Regions from separate parts of the Homo sapiens genome. Here region 2 is linked to region 1. Evidence: read pairs that join two places in POLR2A ChIA-PET (ENCODE). Cell type or tissue: PC-3. All regions are shown on one strand. Links, peaks and the distances in the headings refer to the core of each region. The heading gives the core; the rest is flanking DNA.

Region 1 (16,556 bases), core at 4,178-12,177:
GAGTGATTCTCCTGCCTCAGCCTCCCGACTAGCTGGGATTACAGGCATGCACCACCACATCCAGCTAATTTTTGTATTATTAGTAGAGATGGGGTTTCACCATGTTGGCCAGGATGGTCTCAAACTCCTGATCTCAAGAGATCTGCCCACCTCAGCCTCCCAAAGTGCTGGGATTACAGGCATGAGCCACCATGCCCAGCAATATTATTATTATTAGCATTTGATTTTTCTACATTTCCTTTCAAATTATGCTATATTCTATTAATAGACTGTTGCAAACCTCTCCCTCCCCTCCCTCAGCAATAGGAAAACAAAGACTCTGATTTATTGTAAAATTCACAGACAACCCTTGAACCAAAATAAAGCAGTCCACAAAAATGGACCCCTCTGTATCCTAAAGCCAACTTTTTGGAGTATGCTCAGACCGCCTCGGAATTCACCACCAGGGCTAGGAACCCTGTTCTTCCATGTTTGTCGGTTTGCTCTGACCTTGTCATTAGTAAGAGAATGAGGACAGTACAGGTTCCATTTAGGAGAAGAATAATCTTATCAGGAAATTACTTTATATCTCAAACTGTGCTAAAAATATCACATCCTTATCCCCACACTTCACCTCTGACTCCACCTCTCTCTCACCTCCTCCCACCAAGTAAAGAATTTATTTAACAGATGAAGGCTGCCTCTGAGAATGATCTGTCTAAAAACACAGGCAGGACCATGGAATGTGTATGTTTGAAACTAGAGTCTCTGGGCTCTTGGTCACTGACCCACTGGACTTTAACATGTCTCTTCCACAATTTGTTCTTTTTTCTGTTGCTCAGGCTGGAGTGCAGTGGCACAATCATGGTTCACTGCAGCCTTAATAAACTCTTGGGCTCAAGATATCCTCCTGCCTCTGCTTCCTGAGTAGCTGGGACTACAGGTGTACATCACCACACCTGGCTAATTTTTTATTTTCTGTAGAGACAGGGGTCTCGCTATGTTGCCCAAGCTGGTCTTAAATTCCTTGAGCTCAAGTGATCCTCCTGCCTCAGCCTCCCAAAGTGTTGGGATTACAGGCGTGAGCCATCATGCCCAGCATAATTCATTCTTCTTTTTGAGATAGAGTTTCACTTTCAGTTCACTGCAACCTCCACTTCCTGGGTTCAAGCAATTCTCATGCCTCAGCCTCCCAAGTGGCTAGGGCTACAGGTGTATGCCACCATACTTGGATAATTTTGTATTTTTAGTAGAGACAGGGTTTCACTATGTTGTCCAGGCTGGTCTTGAACTCTCAGCCTCAAGCGATCCGCCCGCCTCAGCCTTCCAAAGTGCTGGGGTTACAGGCATGAGCCACTGTGCCTGCCGTAATTCCTTCTTATTAAATTTACTTTCACTAGTTTAGACAGTGCTCCATAACCATGCTTACAAAGCGCAAAAACATTGTGTTTGTATTTGAGTCTCCTCCATGGCTGGCCCATCAATTCCTTAAGGCCTTGACTATGTCTCTTAAGTTGCCTTGGGAAACCGTAGTCAGTGGAAAACCTCATGCTGATGGGCTCCTCACCAAAAGCACACAGTTCCTTTGGCACCAGGAGGATCTTCATTCCATGGAGAATTTTTAGGCTATAAACAAGTCTCATTCTTTTAGAGACACTCTAGCTTTAAAAAAAAATATGTCTGTGGGTATCAAGTCTCACCCACGTGTTGATTTTACTACTTTAAATTAGGTTTCCAGACATCTGACGGGCACTCTCCAAGTACTACCTAAATAACACCACCCACACTTCTACCACAGGGGAGCATAACGCAACCTGACAATTTATTTATTTTTTAGAGACAGGGTCTCGCTCTGTCACCCAGGCTGGAGTGCAGTGGCACAATCAACGCTCACTGCAGCCTCAACTTCCTGGGCTAAAATGATCCTCCCACCTCAGCCTGCACCACCATGTCTGGCTAATTTTTTTTGAAGTTTTGTAGAGATGAGGTCTCGCCCAGGCTGGTCTTGAACTCCTTGAGCTCAAGTGATCCTCCTGCCTCAGCCTCCCAAAGTACTGGGAAGTGCTAGGATTATAGGTGTGAACCAACACACCTGGCCCTGACAATATTTTTCAAGCAAATGTATCTTTGCCAACCTTCCTCTGGATTAAAAGTGCCTTGGGGGCACAGTTTTATCCTGCTCCTGTGCCAAGGCACTGGCATTTCTGAAACACAAGAGATGCTCCATGGGTGACTGGTGGAAGGACCAGAACGAAGGGAGCAGGCAGAGACCTGCCCTGGGCATCCTCATCATCCTCCTCACACTCAGAAGGCAGGCACAGAGGCAAGACCACTGAAAAGGGTGCCTGGCCTGGTAGACAATCCAAATACCCTGGTCCCACCCTTTCTTTTCATCAAAGTGATTTTACTACTCTTACTTTTTAAAAATTTACTTTATTGTGATTAAACACAACATAAAATTTACCATTTGAATCATTTTTCAGTATATAGTTATTTGACACTGAGTTCATTCACAATATTGTGGAACCATCACTACCATCCATCTCCAGAACTTTTTCACCTTCCCCAGCTGAAACTCTGTATCGCCCAGCGTGGTGGCTCACCCCTGTAATCCCAGCACTTTGCGGGTGGGCAGATCACTTGAGGTCAGGAGTTCGAGACCATCCTGGCCCACGTGGCGAAACCCCAACTCTACTAAAAATACAAAAATTAGCCAGACGTGGTGGCGTGGGCCTGTAGTCCCAGCTACAAGGGAGGTTGAGGCAGGAGAAAATCGCTTGAACCTGGTTGATGGAGGCTGTAGTGAGCCAAGATAGCACCATTGCACTCCAGCCTGGGCGACAGAGTAAGACTCTGTCTGAAAAAAAAAAAAAAAAGAAACTATACTATTAAACACTGACTCCCTATTTCCCTGTGACTACCATTCTACTTTGTCTCTATGAATGTGGCTACTCTAGGCACTTCATGCAATTGTAATCATACAGTATTTGTCCTTTTAGTGACTGGCTTATTTCATGTAATGTCCTCAAGATTCATCCACATTATTCCATGTCAGAATTTTTCTCTTACTTTAGACTGCTACTTTAATGACAGCCTAAAATGGTCCACAAATTAAGGGACCAACATCAGGAAATCCCAGATATTCCATCAGACGGGCAGGCCCATTTCTCTGGTAGGTTTTTGCCTGATGGGGCTTCAGCCTGGTGTGATTTTTTTTATCTCTGAGTTTATAGACTCAGGCTTGTGTAAACAACTTTCACTGCACAAAGTCAGGGCCACTCAGCATTTCCCCACCACCAGAAGATAAGAGTGTTTGATGTTCTTTATCTTTCACTGCAACTGCTTTGGGAGATCTGGAGAACAGAAAAAGGTAGAGAATCACAACTTTGGAATCTTTTCAGCACTGCAAATTCATTAACAGCATTTTTTAAGCATCACTGAGATATAACTCACATAACATAAAATTCACCCATAAGTATACAATTAAATGGTTTTACTATATTCACAAAGTTGCACAACCATCTCTATTTTCATCAACCCACAAAGAAACCCCAGGCCCACTAGTAGTCACAGCCCCATAGCCCACTCCTGCCCAATAATATGTTTTTAAGCTTTATAATCTAGCTGACAAATATTCATATACTCCTACATGTCCCACAGTACATAGCAAGTACTTAAGAGTCCAATAAACACATCCACTACTATCAAATGCATATATACATATATCACAAATAATCTAAAAAATAATTCTTTCTAGTAAACCTCATGTTCAGAAATTTTGTTATTAGGCATATCCCAATTAACCTGAGATCCAAGTTAGGGGAATAAAAAGGATTTATAATTTTTTTTTTTTTTTTTTCTGAGACAAAGTCTCACTCTGTTGCCCAAGCTGGAGTACAGTGGCACTGTGTCAGCTCACTGCAACCTCCATCTCCTGGGTTTAAGCAATTTTCCTGCCTTAGCCTCCCAAGTAGCCAGGATTACAGGCACCCACAATCACGCCCGGCTAATTTTCATATTTTTAGTAGAGACAGGGTTTCACCATGTTAGCCAGGCTGGTCTCGAACTCCTGACCTCACGTGATCCGCCCGCCTCGGCCTCCCAAAGTGCTGGAATTACAGGCGTGAGCTACTGCACCCGGCCCAAATTTATGATATTTTTAAGACTAGATGTATGCTCCTGAAATGGTAGCATTTTTTTTGTTTGTTTTGGTTTTTATCTTATACAATTAAAACAATTTAAAAGAAGTAACAGTGACTAAGATATGCATTTCAAGACCAGGCATGGTGGTTCACACCTGTAATCCCAATAATTTGGGAGGCCGAGGCAGGAGGATCACTTAAGGCCAGGAGTTTGAGACAGCCTGGGCAACATACTGAGACCCTGTCTCTATTTTTTGAAAAAAAGGAAAAAAAAATATATATGTATGTTATGCATTTCAGGAGAGGGCTCTCCTTTAGGACATCAGGGCTCTTCTTGCTGTCTCATGGGCAAACTATGTCTGTACACCTGCTTTACGCAGATTCCTGCCTCTCTCTTATCAAAGAAACCATGTACAGACGATTACACAACACTTCGTTATGTGTATTTTTGAAAATCCTGATGTTGCATCCTCTTAAATGAAGCAATGAAGACACAGTATATCACAGGCCTTCAAAAAGGTAAATTATTTACTTATCATCACAGACAGCTAAATACTAAACTAAAAACTGATGAGCATTACATGGATTTAAAACTTCTACAGATCTATAACAGTGCAGCTTAGAGGAAAACCTGTACTTCCTCCATAAAGCAGTTTTGAATTAAAGCTCTCCCCTTGCACTCACTCCACTTTGGAGCTGATTTGTCTTGGGATACGTACTGGTGTAATGAGTTCTTGATAGTCAGTAAATCACAGCATACATGCAAGGAACAAAGGAGAAAATGAAATCATTTACTTGGAGATGAGAGAAGTCAACTTTATCAGTGAATTCATTCTATTTTATTTTATTTTACATTGTATTTTATTTTATTTATTTTATTTTGACAGAGTCTCGTTCCGTCAACCCAGGCTGGAGTGCAGTGGCATGATCTCGGCTCACTGCAACTTCCGCCTCCCAGGTTCAAGGGATCCTCATGCCAAGGCCTCCTGAGTAGCTGGGATTACAGGTGTGTGCCACCACACGTGGCTAATTTTTGTATTTTTAGTAGAGATGAGGTTTCACCATGTTGGCCAGGCTGGCTTCCCCCCACCCCCCCCCCCCCGCAAAGAAACACGGTCTCACTATATTGCCCAAGCTGGTCTCAAACCCCTGGGTTCAAGCGATCCACCCACCTCAGCCTCCCAAAATGCTGAGATTGCAGGCAGAAGCCACCGTGCCCAGCCACGGTGAATTAGTTCTAAGTGGAATACAGAGTTTTAACTAAAATTTGGCAGATTATGGGGCCGGGGCAGTGGTTCATGCCTTTAAACCTAGCACTTTGGGAGGCCAAGGCGGGCGGATCACTTGAGGTCAGGAGTTCGAGACCAGCCTGGACAACATGGCAAAACCCCATCTGTACTAAAAATAGCAAAAGAAAAAAAAAATTAGCTGGGCGTGGTGGTGCATGCCTGTAATCCCAGCTACTCAGGAGGCTGAGGCAGAAGAATCTCTTGAACCTAGGAGACAGAGGTTGCAGTGAGCCGAGATTGCACCACTGCATTCCAGCCTGGGTGACAGAGCAAGACTCTGTCTCAAAAAAATAAAAATAAAAATTAGTCAGATTATGGGCAAGATTACTGTGCCAAAGTAGAAATGACTCTTCTCAGTGCTACCAAATTAATTCTAGTCAGAATCAGAGTGGGGAGAACAGAGGAAAAACTGGCAAACTGACACTGAAGCAACATCATCCTTTTCCAAACCAGACTTGCCTGTGCCCCATGGAGAAGGGGATCCACTAACAGCCCACCACCAACCCGGTGATTCTTGAGGGCCAGCCTCCAAGCTGGGTCCCATGGCCACCATCCCGCAGGCAGTGCTCTCTAGATACACTACTGGAGAGCTGTTAAAGACACCGTTAAGGGCTGAGCGCAGTGGCCCACGCTGTAATCCCAGCACTTTGGGAGGCCAAGGCAGGAGAATTGCTAAGGCCCAAGAATTCAAGACCAGCCTAAGCAACACGGTAAGATTCCATCTCTACAGAAAATTTTAATTGACATGGGAGTGCCAGCTACTAGGGAAGCTGAGGCAGGAGGATCACTTGGGCCCAGGAGGTGAAGGCTGCTCCAATGAGCCATGTTTGCGCCAATGCACTCCAGCCTGGGTAACAAGGCAAGACTCAGTCTCAAAAAAAAAAAAAGATACTGCTGAATATTGATTTGTGTCCTCCCAAAAATCATATGTTGAAGTCCTAACTCCCAATAACTCAGAATGTGATCTTCTCTGGAGACAGGGTCTTTATAGAGGTCATCAAGTTAAAATGTTAAGGCTATCAGCATGGTTCCTAATGCAATATAACTGATGTCCCTAAGAAAAGGGGATATTAGGCCAGGTGTGATGGGTCAGTCATGCCTGTAATCCCAGCATTTTGGGAGGCTGAAGTGGGAGGATTACTTGAGGTCAGGAATTTGAGACCAGCCAGGGCAATACAGTGAGATCCCCATCTCCACAAAAATTTTAAAACATAAAAAAATTAGCAAGGCCTGGTGGCACATGCCTATAGTCCCAGCTACCTCAGGAGGCTGAGGCAGGAAGATCAGTTGAGCCTGGAAGATCAAGGCTGCAACGATTCATGATCACACCACTGTACTCCAACCTGGGTGACACAGTGAGACCCTATCTCAAAAGAGAAGGGGAAATTCGGACACAGACATGTACAGAGAGAAGATGACGTAAAGATACTGGGTGAAGACAATCATGTATAAACCAATGAGAGAGGCCTGGGACAGATCCTTCCCTCCTAACCCTCAGAAGGAAGCCACCCTGCCAACATCTTAATCCAGAACTTATAGCCCCCAGAGCTGTGAGACAACACATTTCTGTTGTTTAAGCTGCCTTGTTTGTGGTGCTTTGTCAAGGCAAACTAACACAGACAAGATTTTACATGTAAATAGAATTATACTGCAAATCATATACTGAAACAAAATCAACATTTCCCAAGTTCCACATAATTAGAAAATAATAAGAGTGTGATTACTGCAGTAACCACTACATAATTCCATCATATATTCAAGGAACTCTCTTAGAAGCAAGATGAAGCAAAAAACAACACTGAATTAAGAGCAAGAATCCTCATTCATCTCTGGATTGGACACTCCCAGAGTGTGCTCAAGCACCAGCTGAACAATTAAATTAACCCATCTGTTTCCTCTACAGGATGGAAACAATGTCTATAAAATCACAGTCCTCGAGCCAAGCCTGGTCCAAGCTACTCAGGAGGCTGAGGCATGAGGCTCTCTGGAGTTTGAGGTCAGCCTGGACAACAACAGTCTAAGTAAGAAAGAGGAGGGGGGGAGGGGGAGGGGGAGAAAAAAACACCTTTGCAGTCCTCAGACGTGTTTAAAAAAAAAGCCCAAACACCTGCGATGGCCATGAAGAAAGCACTGTGCTACAGAACACACTGAAAGATACAGAAAGTTTATCAATGAACATTGTCTTTAAAGCAAAATTAAGTATAATATCTATTAAGAAGATTACATTATTCAAGCAATGTAAAACTACAATGTTAATTTTGCCATTAGAACCTCAGCCCTCTAATTTAGAGCCAAAATACCATCCTTCCTCATCTCTATTCAACAAGGAAATAACCAATATATTGCAAAATATGGTAATCTATTATAACACCTTAACACCAACTAGTCTGTTGTAAATTTCAAAATTATTGCCTTAGCACGTCTAATAATTCCAAATAAGAATATCTAGTAATTAATACATAAGAGTCACCAAGCCTACAATTAAACATTAAATGGAGCTGGGCGAGGTGGCTCATGTCTGTTATCCCAGCACTTTGGGAGGCCAAGGCAGGAGGATTGCTTGAGCCCAGTCTGAGAACAGCCTGGGCAACATGGTGAAACCCCATGTCTACAGAAAAATGCAAGAATTAGCCAGGTGTGGTGGCGTGCACATGTGGTCCCAGCTACTCAGGAGATTGAGGGTGAAGGATCACCTGAGCCTGGGAAGTCGAGGTTGCAGTGAGCTGTGACTGCACCCCTGCACTCCATCCTGGGTAACAGTGAGACCATGTCTCAACAAACAAAAACAACAACAACCAGCCAGGCATGGTGGCTTATGCCTGTAATCCCAGCACTCTGGGAGGCCGAGGAGGGTGAATCACTTGAGGTCAGGAGTTCAAGACCAGCCTGGCCAACATGGTGAAACACTGCCTCTACTAAAAATTCAAAAATCACCCGGGTGTGGTGGCAGGCGCCTGTAATCCCAGCTACATGGGAGGCTGAGGCAAGAGAATCACTTGAACCCGGGAGGTTGGAGGTTGCAGTGAGCCAGTATCAAGCCACTGCACTCCAGTCTGGGCAACAGAGTGAGACTTCATCTCAAAAATAAAAACAAAAACATTAAGTGGGCAACCTTAAAAATAACTTCTTAACATATGTTAACATACGCATCTCCAGGCACCATTGTCATTATCATTTTTATTGTCTCTCCACATATCTTGGGACTTAAACTAGGTAAGCTACAAAATTTCCTGACATTTAGTTGTAACTAAATTTTTTTTTAAAAGAGGGGACACGAGAGAGGCACAGCCCATTAAGACACTGATTTTTCTATTACTAGATGTGTCTGAAATGCAGTAACATATCCTTAGTAAGTCAGCTCTGTATATGGTCATATGGCACTTTCAAACACTAATCTCAAATCTATTTATATCAAATGCAGCCAAGCACACACAGCAAACAGATCTTGGAAACCACTTTACAAGCCTGTAAGAAATCAGTGTTGGTCACAGTAGAGGCAAAAGGCAAAGAGCCAGCCATACAATCGCGCATGCACAAGTCATAAAGTTTATAGCAAAGTGTGACTAAAAGTAAATACTCGGTGCAAGGGTTTTCCAATGAGGATGATACAGCTTAGGCAAAAATGTGTAAGATTCAACACGAAACATCTAAGACAGCAATTCCCTTTAGTGAAACCATTGTTTAAGGTACAGGAAAAGACTTTTTTTAAGACTCCTAAAAATCCTTTAGAAATAAACAACTCGGCCAGGCGCGGTGGCTCACGCCTGTAATCCCAGCACTTTGGAAGTCCAAGGCGGGCAGATCACAAGGTCAGGAGTTCGAGACCAGTCTGGCCAACATAGTGAAACCCCGTCTCTACTAAAAATACAAAAAATTAGCTGGGTGTGGTGGCGCGCACCTGTAATCCCAGCTACTTAGAAGGCTGAGGCAGAAGAATCCCGTGAACCTGGGAGGCAGAGGTTGCAGTGAACCCAGACTTGCACCATTGCACTCCAGCCCAGGTAACAGTGCAAGACTCTGTCTCAAAAAAAAAAAAAAAAAAAAAAAAGGAAAAAAAAAGAAACACCTCCTGGCTGAGGACAACTATCACTGAGGTCATCACTGAGCACAGCACAAAGGTCCTATCAAGGACCTGTCAAGGTCCTGTCATGGCAGCGCTGCTTCAGGCTTGCCTTGAGGCACTGCTTCCTCTTTGGCATGGAGATAATCGAATTTGTTTATCAAATTGGCCAATGACATCTGGGAGGGTAAGCCAGATCACAGGCTCAAACAGGGTGAATCCAAGATAGAATTAAAGGCACATTTAAAGTTTATACTGGGGATCCCCTGTCCCTGCCCCTGCAAATACATGCGTGTATCATCTACATGACAAGAGACAAATAAATGGTCCCACTAAACAATGCTGGTGCGTAAATTTGGGGTTGCCTTATTTGAAAAGCAATACTGGCAAAGAGCAACAGTTCAGAGGGAATCATAACAAAGGCTCTGAAAACTACACAAGAGCATACTGGGGATGTTAGTGTGGGAAAAAGGAAAACTGGGAGAAACAGTAAAAAGTGTCTTTATAATCGTAAAGAATATCATGTATAGGGTGGGCTGGCCTTGTGCTCCCTGCAAGGCCCACACTGTGAAAGCTATTCAGGGAGACCGTTTAGTTTATTTCACCAAAGAGCTTTTCTGATCCTCAAAATTGCCCACAAATGGCTTGCCCAAAGAAGTTGGCACACTCTTTGTTTTGGAAGTGTTAAGCATGACGACTTTGGAAACAAGATCTTTTCGAGACATTTGACACTGATAACTTGGCTATCGAGACGGCATGATTTTTCCTGAGTTCCCTGAGAACTCAGAGATATGACTATGTCCTAACCGGGTACCCTAGGACCATTTTCCTCACTGCTTCTTACCTGCAGAGTGGGCAGAGAATATGCACTAGAAGCCAAGGTGCTTTTAAAAATCCAGATGGCTGGCCAGGCGCAGTGGCTCATGCCTGTAATCCCAACACTTTCGGAGGCCAAGGCAGACGGATCACAAGGTCAGGAGATTGAGACCATCCTGGCTAACACGGTGAAACCCTGTCTCTACTAAAAATACGAAAAATTAGCCGGGTGTGGTGGCGGGTGCCTGTAGTCCCAGCTACTCCAGAGGCTGAGGCAGGAGAATGGAGTGAACCCGGGAGGCGGAGCTTGCAGTGAGCCGAGATCGCGCCACTGCACTCCAGCCTGGGCGACAGAGCGAGACTCCATCCCAAAAAAAGAAAAAAAAAAACCCAGATGGCTGCTGAGACCCCAAGAACACCAATTAGAAGCTCCAGGGTCAGACCAAGCCAGAGGGTTTTCAAGAGCTGTATGAGTAGCTGGACTCATTCCTTTACTTTAATCCCAGCACCCTGAGAGGCCAAGGCAGGAGGATCGCTTGAGGCCATGAGTTTGAGACCAGCTGGGCAACATAATGAGACCCTGTCTCTACAAAACATTTTTTAAATCATTAGCCGGGCATGGTGGCACACACCTATAGTCCTAGCTACTCGGTAGGCTGAGGGGTGAGGATCACCTGAGTCCAGAAGTTGGAGGTTACAGTAAGCCAACACTGTACTACTGCACTCCAGCCTGGGTAACAGATCGAGCCCCTATCTCTAAAAAAAAAAAAAAAAAAAATCAATGTAAAAACAAGAAGCTTGGCCGGGCTTGGTGGCTCATCCTTGTAATCCCAGCACTTTGGGAGGTCGAGGCAGGCGGATCACAAGGTCAAGAGATCGAGACCATCCTGGCTAACATGATGAAACCCCGTCTCTACTAAAAATACAAAAATTAGCTGGGTGTTGTGGCGCATGCCTGTAGTCCCAGCTACTTGGGAGGCTGAGGCAGGATAATCGCTTGAATCCAGGAGGTGGAGGTTGCAGTGAGCCAGGAACGTGCTCCATCTCAAAAAAAAAAAAAGCTTTATGAGTGATTCTGACACCACACCCACCGCTGGTTAACCCACTATGCCCTAGAGCTCTAGCCGGGAGCCTCTGTCTATTCCCATAGCTCCTACAACCAGTTTTGTGAGTCCCATGTCCATTTTCTCCAGCCCAGATATACCTCCCAGCTAGCCTTCAGTCCCACATGATGGACATCCTACTGCAAGTTCTCCATCAGCCTCTCCACCTCCACATGCTGCCACACCACTGCCCAACTAATCGTCCAGCGGGAAATGCCTCAAAAGGCCACAAGGCCTGACATTCAAGAGTCTCCCTGACCTGGTCCAAATCTGGGGCCACCTACTCACTAAGTTTATGCCTGTCACACATGTACCCACCAAACAGAAGTATCTGCAATTTGAGGCACAAATTCTATCTCCACCCACTGGCCCAACTCCTAGTGTTCACATGTCTATGATCCAGCCACTTTGCAAAGCACAGCTCAAACATCTTCTGCTACACAAAGGCTGGTACCACCAACAGCCCCAGCACTTCCTCAGGACCTGTCCTCTGTACTTTCCATAGATGTCATGGCTGAACATATGCATTTCTAATCTTGGGTGCTATACACAGTGCTCTTGAAGGTTGGACCTATTTCTCATTTATTCTATTTTATAAGCCTCAAAGGGCCTAAAAACAACCTTGGGAGGCTGGGGACAGTGGCTCATGCCTGTAACCCCAGCACTTTGGGAGGCTGAGATGGGAGGACTGCTTGAGCCCAGGAGTTGGAGACCATCCTGGGCAACAGGGCAAAACCCTGTCTCTATAAAAAAAAATACAAGGCCGGGGCCGGGCGCGGTGGTTCATGCCTGTAATCCCAGCACTTTGGGAGGCCGAGGTGGGCAAATCATGAGGTCAGGAATTCGAGACCAGCCTGGCCAACATGGTGAAACCCCGTCTCTACTAAAAAATACAAAAAATTAGCCGGGCGTGGTGGTGGATGCCTGTAATCCCAGCTACTCTGGAGACTGAGACAGGAGAATCACTTGAAATCGGGAGGCGGAGGTTGCAGTGAGCCAAGATCATGCCATTGCACTCCAGCCTGGGCAACAGTGCAAGACCCCGTCTCACCAAAAAAAAAAAAAGAAAAAAAAATTAGCCGAGCATGGTGGTGTGTGCCTGCAATCCCAGCTGCTCAGGAAGATCACTTGAGCCTGGGAGGCTGAGCCTGCAGTGAGCCATGATCGTGCCACGGCACTCCAGTCTTGGTGACAGAGTGAGGCTCTGTCTTAAAAAAAATAAAATAAATAAATAAATAAATAAAACCCTTGCTGAGAAAAACAACTATGGGTTTCATTTATCTTTTACCAGAACTGGGGTGCCAGGAGGTGGAGGGATTCTCAGTTTAAAAGATAAAAGAAATTGGGTTAGTAAATCCTAACTACATAGAGATCATTTTTATTAATAATCATAAGAAAGGGGCCTAATTCCATCCTTTGTAGTTAGACAGACCTAGATTAAAATTCTAGCTTCTGCACTTACTAGCTAGATAAACTTGGGCAAATTACTTAACCTCTCAAAGCTTTAGCTTCTTCATCTATAAAATGGGGATAGCAAAGATACATATACTTTATTGGGTCATGATAGAAAGTAAATGAACTAAGGAATACAAATCACTTCTCACAGAGCCTGACCCAGAGGAGGCCCTCAGTAACCGCTACAGTTGTTATTATTACCAGATCTGCAAAATGTACACACAGGCATATTATTCCTGGGTCTTTCACTCTATTTCAACAGAAAAAAAAAAAAAATGGAGAGAGAAACCAAACACTGATCCCTTTTGAAGTATGAGGTTTTCCATAGGAATTTGCAGTGATTTTTTAATATTTCAGCATGAATATAAGAGGGGAGAAGAAGAACATAAGCATAATTAGACTAGAATTTGGACAATGTTAACTTACAGTAGATGGGTAGGGAGGGTCCATTCAGAAATTATTTTTGGTTGTCATTGAAATAAATACTACATCTGAATAAGATGCTGAGCAAAGCTTTAGGCTATGTATTGGTTATTCATCTTCATCCCACCCAACTTGCACTAATCAGAAACTTCCTTGGGAGTTCCTTTCTCCTGTAAGTGAGGGTGCTTCCTACTTGAAGACACAATTAAAAATGGAACAACTAAAGAGACTGTTAGCAAGGATGTGGAGAAAACAGAACTCTCATCCATTGCTAGTGGGCATGTACGTCAGTCTAACACAGTTAGAAAACTGGTAATATCTACTAAAGCCAATGATACACCTACTCTACAATGCAGTAATTCCACTCTTAGGTATATATATAGCCAAGAAAAATGAAGGGTTATGTCCACCAAAGGACACGTTCTACAAGAATGATCAAAGCAGCTGATTGACAATCCAAATGTTCATCAAGAGAATGGATAAATAATGATATATTCAAACAATGTAATATTTTACAACAATGAAGAATTACTGATATATGCAATAACATGGATGAATCTCAATGTGTGGCACTGACTTGGGCAAAAGATGTCAGCTGCAAGAGTGCATACTGCATGATTTTACTTATATGAAGTTCAAGATGCGGCAACATTAACTCAGGGTGATAAAAGTCAGACTAGTGGTTCTAGCCAAGGGCTGGGGAGATTACTGATTGTGAACAGTCACATAGGAACCTTCCTGGGTAACAGAAATGTACTGCATTTCTACATCTGGGTGGTAGTTAAACATAGAGACTCATTAGATTGTACAATTAAGATTTGTGCATTTTATTGTATATAAGTGATACCCCAATTTTTAAAAATTCAAAAGAATATCTACACAAATAAACATTGATACAACATGCCCCATTCTTAACCTCAGGAGTAAAACTATTTTTCTTTTTCTCTTTTTTTGGTAAGGATGGGAAGACAGGATAGAAGGCTAGTAATACAAACTTTGGCTTAATGAAACAGAATACACACCTAAAGCACACAAACTTCTCAAAATAAAAAAAAATTTCTTTATTTTTAAAATTTTATAATTTAAAAAGATAGAGACAGGGTCTCACTATGTTGCCCAGGCTGGTCTCAAACTCATGGCTTCAAACCATCCTCCCACCTCAGCCTCCCAAAGTGTCATGCCTCGCCAAAGTGAAAATATGAGCTGCCATGCCTCACCAAAGTGAAAATATTTCTTAAGGATAAATTCATCTCTCATGTACTTTATCCTATAAATGAGGGTGATAATAGAACCTCCCTCATAGAGTTACTGTGATGATACACATATTCAATACATATTCATCACTTAATACATTAATTAATGAATACAATACATATTCATTACTTAATAATGGTTTGCCAAAATTATTTGTTCATTTCCTTCAGTCCTTTTGATCCACTCCACAAAAATTCACAACCTGGCAGGTGTTCAATATTTGTTGAAAAAATTCAGAAAATCTCTCTCAGCATGCAAACCATAAATAATTCCCACCTTAATCCATAAGAAAGTCCTCAGGCTGTCACCAAGGCTGGAGTGCAGTGGCGTGATCATGGCTCACTGCAGCCTCAACCTCCCAGGCTCAAGTGATTCTCCACAGTAGCTGGGACTACTGGCACACGGCACCATGCTAAGCTAATTTTTTTATTTTTTATTTTGTAGAGACAGGTTTTGCTGTCTCTACACAAAAATGTGTTAGGGCTTCTCACACTAACATAGACACAAACCTCTGGGTATTCCCAGGTATCCTGGAAGTAACAGGATAAACATGGCATATGTATCTGAGGACATTCTACTTAAAAATTGACAGGAAAACCACACATATACATATACATTATATATATTTTTGTTTGTTTGTTTGTTTTTGGTTGGAGACAGGGTCTCTGCTGCCCAGGCTGGAGTGTAGTGATGCAAACACAGCTCACTGCAGCCTCAACCTCCTGGGCTCAGGTGATCTTCCCACCTTAGCCTCCCGGGTAGCTGGAACTACAGGCATGTGCAACCACGCCCAGCTAATTTTTGTATTTTTTTGCGGAGATGGGGTTTCTCCATGTTGCCCAGGCTGGTCTCCAACTCCTGGGCTTAAGTGATCTGCCCATCTCGGCCTCCTAAAGTTCTGGGATTATAGACATGAGCCACCTTGCCTGGACAGAAAACATATTGATATGTAAACAGATACTATTAAGAAGACTACAAATTTGCCTAAGATAATACAGGACACTCCAGAGAAACCTCTGCTGCTCAATTCAAGCTACGCTCTAGGCCATCACTCTTCCTGAGCTCCTCAGGTACTCTTTCCCTCTCTATATATTTCAGGAACAGTTTTGACAGGTTAGGCATAGGATATTTAGAATATTTCTGGTTCTCTACCTTAAACAACTCTAATCAATGTGCTTCAGGTTTTTTAATGCAATTTAAACTGATGACAAAGTTTAAGCTATTTCCTCAAATTATAAATACCACTCCATCTGGCTTACTATCCCTGCAGAGCAAAATATTTATTTTCAGCAATGTTGACATGCAAAAGCAAAAGAACAGGAAACTGTGTTTAAGAAAAACAAAATACCACAATAAGATTAACAAACTACATACAAGTTTACACTTACCTTTAGGAAGTTGTCTTTGTATGAAAAGTATATTTTCGATTCAATTGCATACACACAACAATGAAGCTTTACTTTGTTAAAATAATTAGTCAATCACTGGGAAACAAATGAAACTCTGAGATAAAGTGAAAAAACAAATTGCCCTTTTTAGAATTAACCTGCCAGTAATCTCTAGGTGCTTTTACCCAAAGACCCCAGTCTAAAATTCACATGCAAAACATTTTTTTCAGTTATAAAACAGAAGAGTTGTAGGACAGAAAAAACACAGAAGCCAAAAGAGATTGTCCTATCACCCAGAGTAGATCATTCCGGTTTTTTTTTCCTATTCTTATATTTAATGATACATTATACATGCTGTTTTGTTGGGGTTTTTGGTTTATTTTTGTTTTGGGGTTTTATTTTTTTTTTAAGAGACGGGGTCTCACTAGGTTGCCCAGGCTGGAATGCAGTGGCTATTCACAAGAACAATCATCCCATACTACAGCCCCAAACTCCTTCCTCGGCTCAAGCGGTCGTTCTGCCTTAGTCTCCCATGCAGCTGGACTACAGGTGCTTGCCACCTCACCGGCTTCTATACATGCTGTTTTAAAATTCTTTTCCATTTGAAAAATGTTGTGAGTATCTGTGCATCTAACACTTTAACAGTA
Region 2 (8,000 bases), core at 1-8,000, 190 kb after region 1:
GAGCTATATATATTAAACTTCCTGATTACATGTTAAAAGTATTTACTTTTAAGTATATTTTCTTAAGTATTTCAAATATTTACTGACTTTACAAAAACACACCTACATAAACTTTTTCAACTACAGAGCTTTTCTAGCTTTCTAAAATTTCAAGTTAGATCTTCTCAGGGGCATTTTGTGTGTGTGTGTTTCTAACAATGGTCCTTTTCGTCATTCAATAACCAACTCCCCCAAATAGAATTATCTGTTTCATAAATATAATGAATATATAAAAAACAGTATTATAACAAGCTTGTAATATGCTGACTGCTCATCAAAAAACAGACCCTTTTAATTTAGATCCATAGCATCAGTAAAACTAAAGAATTTAAGGGTGCTACAAAACTTCCAAGAATTTTTAATAGAAAAATAACAGCACCCTTGGAAGCGAGTACCTAATTCCCATGTTGCACATATTCATTAGAATAGAAAATTTAATTTTTGTCATAAAAATGACATTTTATAGTGAATTGGCTGACCAATTACCCAATTATAATTACAATATATCAAGCTTCTTTAAATGAAAATATTAGTGATACATGACTTACCAAATATTCTTCTGTGCCATACAGAGAAACAAACTGCTCATCATCTTCTAATTCTCTAGCTGCACCAAAATCTGTGAGTTTGTACACAGACTGTCCATCTTCCCCTATAACACGCATGATATTTCCTGGCTTGATATCACGGTGCACTATACCATTCTCTCGTAGATGATTCATTCCACCCACTTCAACAATATAAAACAAAAGAAGTCATAATGTAGATATTTACGTGTATGTGTGCATGTCTCAAATTCATTGATATAGTCACCCAAACTTAATATAAATTTTTCCATAATTTGGTTCAAAGTAATTTTACTCAAAGAATAGATAATAAATATATATATATAAAAGATGTTATGTTTTAGTTATAAGAAGTTTTAGAATGATAAAAATTAATGTGGTCTAAGGAAAAATCCAGTGTCTCTTAAGTACTACCAGGAAAATGTAACAAAACAGTCTTAAGCATATGATTTCTTGAATTACTTTGGTTATATATATGTGGGTGATCTGTTTAAACATAAAAATAATAAAGATTCCCAAAAAAGATATCAATCTTTCACCAGAGTTTTACATTTCTTTATCTTGGGAAAAAAAATTCCCTAAAAGTAAACTGAACTCAATATGTAAAACAGCAAAAAAGAAACAGAAAAACAGCAAAGTGTCAAACTTGTTTCTGTAAAAATGTATTCTCATATGCTTGGCACTATTCCAAAAAGCCCATTTTTTCTTCTTTTTTCTTAAGGGCAAAGTTGTCTACTTTGCTGAAATTAAGCTATTTTGTCTAACTGACAGTGTCACTGAGTGATAACTTTATACATTTGCTTGAGGGCTGATAGATGAATGTTCAAATTCAAAATATGTAAAAGGTTTAGGGGTATCAATGTATAATTATTAAAACTCAGGACTACCAATACACTTAGGAAGACATCATATCTATAATTTCTATTTGATTAAACAGGCTGTAGCATACTAGTAATATTGTTTCTCTCTCATTGTATCCTCACCTAAATAATCACTCTGCTTCCAGTGACAAGTTCAAGAATTCCCACCAACCTTTTACCTTATCACTTGACTTTTTCCCATTCCTCAAATATTTGATTCATTTCTCTTAAGATGTTATTTCCTTTGATTGCAGTATTTTTTTTAAAAAATAGGTTCACTGAGATATAATTCAAACATAACATTCATCTTTTTAAAGTGTACAATTCAGTCATTTTTAGTATGGTCACAGAGTTATACAACCATCACCACTGATTTCAGAATACTTTTGTCACACCAAAAAGACAACTCATACCCAACTCCATCTTCTCCTGATCCCCCAGAAACCACTAATCTGTTTTCTGTCTCTATGGATTTGCCTATTCTTGACATTTCATATAAATGGAATCATATAATATTGCAGCCTTTGTGTCTGGCTTCTTTCACTTAGCATAATGTTTTCAAGTTCATCCATGTTGTAGCATATATAACTACTTCATATCTTTTTGTAAACAAACAATATTCCATTGTATAGACACACCACATTTTTGTTTATCTGTTCATCAGTTGATGGACATTTGGGCTGTTTTCATCTTTTTTTTTTTTTGCTATTATGAATAATGCTGCTAAGTACACTGGAGTACAAGTTTTTATATGGATATGTTAATTCTTTGGGGTATATACGTAGCAGTGGAACTGCTGGGTCATTTGGTCAAAAGTTAAATAATTCTATATTTAACTTTTTGAGGAACTCTAGACTGTTTTCTAGAATGGCTGTATCATTTTATAATCCTACCAGCAATGTATCAGGGTTCCAATTCTCCATATTCTTGCCAACACTTGTTTTTTTTTTTTTTTTTTTTTTGAGATAGTCTTGCTTTGTTGCCCAGGCTGAAGTGCAGTGGCACAATCAAGGCTCACAGCAGCCTCAATCTCCTGGGCTCAAGTGATCCTCCCACCACAGCCTCCTGAGTAGCTGTCTACAAGTGCATGCCACCATGCTTGGCTATTTTTTATTTTATTTTTTGTAGAGACAGGGGCTCACTGTGTTGCTCAGGCTGATCTTGAACTCCTGGACTCAAGCAATCTGCCGGCCTCCACTTCCTAAAGTGCTGGGATTACAGGCGTGAGCCACCATGGTTGGCCCTGTTTGTCTTTTTGATATTAGTCATTTTCATTGGTATAAAGTGGTATTTCATTGTGGTTTTGATGAGCATTTCCCTAATAACCAATGATGTCGGTTATTAATTAATTAATGTTGAGCTTTTTTTTATGTACTTGTTAGCCACTTGTGTATCTTCTTTGGAGAAATGTCTATGCGAATCCTTTGCCCATTTTTAAATTGGGTTATTTGGCTTTTTATTGTTGAGTTGTCTGGATAAAAATCCCTTGTCAGGTGTATGATTTACAAACATTTTTTTCTCATTCTATGGGCTGTCTTTTCACTTACCTGATGTCCTCTGAGGCCCAAAAATGTTTAATGCTGATGAAATCCAATTTATGTATTTCTGGTATTTGTGCTTTTGGTGTCATATCTAATGAAGCATTGCATAAAGGTCTTCAGTTTTGAATGGAAGATATTTTTTAAAAATTCTGTTATTAAATTTTATATACAAATGATATCATATAAATAAACAAACATACCCACATCTCGCAAAACAATTAAGAATTCAGATTCTGGTAGTCCATAGGCATTAGAAGGTTCTTCTAAAACAGTGTATAAACTCCCACATGGACAAAATTCCATAATAAGTACTTTATGTCTTGTTGTTGTCTGAAAAAAAAAATCATTGATTGGGAATCAACATAAAAAATAAATTTTGATTATATGCCAGTACTTATCTGATTTCATTTAAATGTAGGATTTGCTACAATGATGAAGGCACTTTGCTTCACCTGAGATTCAGTATCTGTTGAACATACACATATAAGAATTAATATCTTCCGGCCGGGTGTGGTGGCTCACGCCTGTAATCCCAGCACTTTGGGAGGCTGAGGTGGGCGGATCACGAGGTCAAGAGATTGAGACTATCCTGGCCAACATGCTGAAACCCGGTCTCTACTAAAAATACAAAAATTAGCTGAGTGTGGTGGCACATGCCTCTAGTCCCAGCTACTCAGGAGACTGAGGCAGGAGAATCACTTGAACCTGGGAGGCGGAAGTTGCAGTGAGCCGAGATTGCACTACTGCAGTCCAGCCTGGTGACAGAGCGAGACTCCATCTCAAAAAAAAAAAACAAAAAAAAAAAACTAACATTTTCCAAATTCCTATTAGGTGAAGAAGTTGGATTTGTTTTTGAAGACAAACCACAGTAAAAAGTAGCTAAATCTGAACTACAAAATCATTGGTACAATGTTACAATGGTTTTGTTAAAATCATCTTAAATTCCTTTCTTTTTTTTTTTTTTTGAGACAGAGTCTTGCTCTGTCACCCAGACTGGAGTGCAATGGTACGATCTTGGCTCACTGCAACCTCCACCTCCAAGGTTCAAGTGATTCTCCTGCCTCAGCTCCCAAGTAGCTGGGATTACGGGCATGCTCCACCATGCCTGGCTAATTTTTCTATTATTTTGTAGAGACGGGGTCTCACTATGTTGCCCAGGCTAGTCTCGAATTTCTGGGCTCAAGCAATCTGCCTGCCTCAACCTCCCAAAGTGCTGGGATTGCAAGCATGAGCTACCACACCCAGTCACTTGAATTTCTTTCTTTCCTTCTTTTTTTTTTTTTTGAGACAAAGTCTCGCTTTGTCACCCAGGCTGGAGCGCAGTGGCGCGATCTCGGCTCACTGGAAGCTCTGCCTCCCAGGGTTCACGCCACTCTCCATTCTCCTGCCTCAGCCTCCTGAATAGATGGGACTACAGACGAGTGCCACCACACCCGGCTAATTTTTTTGTATTTTTAGTAGAGACGGGGTTTCACCATGTTAGCCAGGATGGTCTCGATCTCCTGACCTCGTGATCCGCCCACCTCGGCCTCCCAAAGTGCTGGGATTACAGGCGTGAGTCACCACACCAGTGCTGAATTTCTTATGTATAACAGTACATTTAGGACAACAGCTCTTCTAACCTCTTAAAATGAAATTTTTCTTATGATGACTACTGTTACTTCAAGGAATGGAGTCCTATCCTTAAAAATAAATGGGTAGCAGAACAGCTGAGTGGTCCCTCTTGCAGCAAAGCTCCAGTCTGCTCATTTGCATCTGAGATGCTGATTTGTTTTAAACCTTAATTTTAATGTACCATTGATTATAATGCTTCATCAATTTAATAACAGCATTACGGGGAAAAAGAAATACCATCAAATTATATATACACAATGATTATAAGATGCATGACAATTTCAGAATCTGAAAATCTGAATGAGTCTTAAAATCTACTATTCATCTCCAACTTTTTATCCTTTGTTTCTTTTCTAATTTTTTTCTACATATCTCCAAAACACTTTTATAAAATATTTTAAATTACTCTCTGGCAGTCATTTCAAAAAAGAGAGAGAAATAATCATAGTAGAAAAAAAAAACTGTTGCTTTTAAATGATAATGTATGTTGATTGTTGAAAATTTGGGAAGTATACATAATTCCATTACCTGGAGATAATGAATTAATATTTTGGCGTATTTTCTTTCAGTCTTTTTTCTATGGATGAAATAATGTCATAGATACATAATGCTGTTTGCATATTACACTGTATATGTTAAGATCATACTACATATATATTTTTAATCCTGATTCTTCTCACATAACATCATATATAAGGTGTTCCAAGAAGATTAAAATTTTGGTAAATATCTCTTTTCATTACCACTTAACTATTGTGTGGTAAAAAATTAACTTTACCCAAAGAGAAGTCAGGCTTTGCCCTTGGCTACTGGACAGTGATCTCTGGCCCCTAAAATGTCCTATCTGAAAGAACAAGACTTCTGTCTTTGTTCCTCTGGGGGCTTTGGCCACTGGAGAGTCTCACAGCATGATTTAGGATGGGGGCTTAATGGAGACTAAAGGAATTACCCCAAACTTCTGGAAGGAGCTGGGGACTAAAGGTCAGCAATACAGGCAATAAATGATCCAGCCTCAGTAAAAACCCTGGACACCAAAGGCTTGGGTGAGCTTCCCTGACTGGCAATACTTCATGCATACTGTCATACATCAATGCTGAGAGAGTAATGTGTCCCTCAGGACAAAGAAGCTTCAAGATTGGAACCCTCCCACATTCCACGCTTTGTGTCTCTTCCTCTGGCTGGTTCTAATTTCTATCTTTTTGCTACAATAAAACTGTAATTATAAGTATAGCACTCTCCTCAGTTTTGTGAGTCATTTCTACATTCCAGCAAATTACCAAACCTGAGTGTCATGGGCAACCCCCACATTTGTAGCCGGCTGGGATGATGTGAGGGTAATCTTGTGGGAACTGTTCTCTCTGTGCAGTTTGCCAAACTCCTTTGCAATTGGTATCAAAAGTCTTGAGCAGACTTGGCAGTGTGGAAGGCTATGCTCTTAATCTTGAGTTTGGCTAATTCCAGGTAACTATCTGCCACACATTCTAATTTATTCAACTTATTTAACCATTCTTTATTATAAACAGGATGCCAATTAACATCTTCATGCATAAAATTATATTTCTGATTACTTCCTAAGAAATAATCACTAAAAATAAAATCACTCGGATAAAGAGTATAAACTACATTTTTTCCCAAAGATTTTATTGATTGCTCATGTTTAAAGGGATTAAAATAATTTCTATTTCCATTATTTCTAGATTACTTTTCCTAATGACATTCTTAATTCCACTATTTCCCCTTAAAAAAATCAATTCTTTTATAATTGGACTTCATATCTTAAACTGTAGGACTCTTGAAATTTTTATTCATGAAATACAAAATTTTTATTTTTTTAAAGTTCGATTTTTTCTTTTTATAATTATTTTTTCTCTTTATAATTATTAGATTTAACTTGTTACCTTTCTTTTTCTAGTAATAATACTGGTAACCATATTCAATACCCTTTTATTTCCTTCTTTCTTTTTTTTTTTGAGACAGGGTCTCACTCCATCACCCATGCTAGAGTACAGTGGCACAATATGGTTCACCATAGCCTTGACCTCTCAGGCTCAGGTGATCCTCCCACTTCAGCCTCCTGAGTAGCTGGAACTACAGGCGTACACCTCCATGCATGGCAAATTTTTGTATTTTTTACAGAGACAGGGTTTTGCCATGTTGCCCAGGCTGTTCTTGAATTCCTGAGCTCAAATGATCCTTTCTTTTTTTTTTTTTTTTTTTGAGATGGAGTCTCCCTCTGTTGCCAGGCTGGAGTGCAGTGGTGCGATCTCAGCTCACTGTGACCTCTGCCTCCTGGGTTCAAGCAATTCTCCTGTCTCAGCCTCCCAAGTAGCTGGAACTACAGGTGCGCACCACCATGCCAAGCTAATTTTTGTATTTTTAGTAGAGACGGGGTTTCACCACATTGGCCAGGCTGGTCTCAATCTCTTGACCGCATGATCTACCTGCCTCGGTCTCCCAAAGTGCTGGGATTATAGGTGTGAGCCACTGCACCCAGCCGCAGCCGGCCGCCCCCTTTTATTTCTTACACTACTGTTTCTGATTCCATTTTTATGATATTTTATTTCTATTGTTCTATATATTCAAGAATCCTTTAGGATAAAGTATTTGGTTGTACAAACCCTAATTTTCAACAGTTTTTTAAAAAATCCATTTTTTAATATTAGGTTCTATTTCTTGACTCGTAACTACAATAAATATAAGATTGAAGTTTTACTACTTACCTCCTCTTCAATAGCAAATAATTTGACAATATTTTTGTGATTGAGTTTTTTCAACACTTCAAATTCTCTCATTTGAACATCCACTGGACGAAGGAAGCTTATGTTATTAAATACTTTGATAGCAAATAAATCACCAGTTTTCTTTAAAAAAGAGAGAGAAATGTTTTATTTATTCATAATATTGTAAAAGAGATTAAAAGGTAGCATTAGAACTCGCTATTGCAACTTATTTTCTTACAGAACATCATGCATCTTTTAGGCACAGGGAATCTGTATGAGGACTTTTGACTTTTCTAAAAAGTTAAAATGAATCAATTAACTGCTCAACATTTCTTTCAAATTACACCTTTTGGAATTCAGAAATGGATATTTTCTTTCATATTATAAATAAACCTTTCATGAGGATACAGTAGGGGCAAAAATAGTCACACATCAGAAGATAAAAGCCATAATAGTATCAAAAGCAAAATCATCTTTTAAAGACGAAATAGAAAGTGAAACTCATAAGGGCTTCTCCAAGGCCTAATAATTTTAAACTAATCAAAGCAGGAGAGAGAGACTGAACACTATATTCCACCTATGAGATTTTTATTAAGAATATCAAAGTAATACAGTTAACTTTTCAGAATTATTTTGTAGCTAGGACAACGTGGGGGAGGG

What was found. ChIA-PET counts read pairs that join two places held together with the same protein. Peaks named below come from ENCODE experiments on the same cell type or tissue, not always from the same donor. Only the 100,000 strongest peaks of a DNase experiment are listed, where the experiment ranks them.
Region 2: POLR2A ChIA-PET joins it to region 1 with 16 read pairs; 8 of 35 experiments call an interaction of 5 or more read pairs at or near these places.

What each region holds. Positions count from the first base shown.
Region 1 is chr12:64,643,311-64,659,866 of GRCh38, reverse strand. All of the region lies in intron 1 of RASSF3 (Ras association domain family member 3), which reads right to left. Among named protein-coding and RNA genes, the nearest start is that of MIR548Z, 29 kb to the right of the region's middle. RefSeq lists a silencer at 7,345-7,522 and an enhancer at 11,397-12,120. In PC-3, for the core only: no CTCF peak of the experiment used is centred there; a DNase peak (open chromatin) is centred at 8,936; H3K27ac peaks cover 1,521 bases.
Region 2 is chr12:64,459,670-64,467,669 of GRCh38, reverse strand. TBK1 (TANK binding kinase 1) reads right to left here. Exons shown (of 21, transcript NM_013254.4): 3 at 7,341-7,481; 4 at 3,207-3,336; 5 at 588-769. Among named protein-coding and RNA genes, the nearest start is that of TBK1, 12 kb to the right of the region's middle. In PC-3, for the core only: no CTCF peak of the experiment used is centred there; no DNase peak of the experiment used is centred there.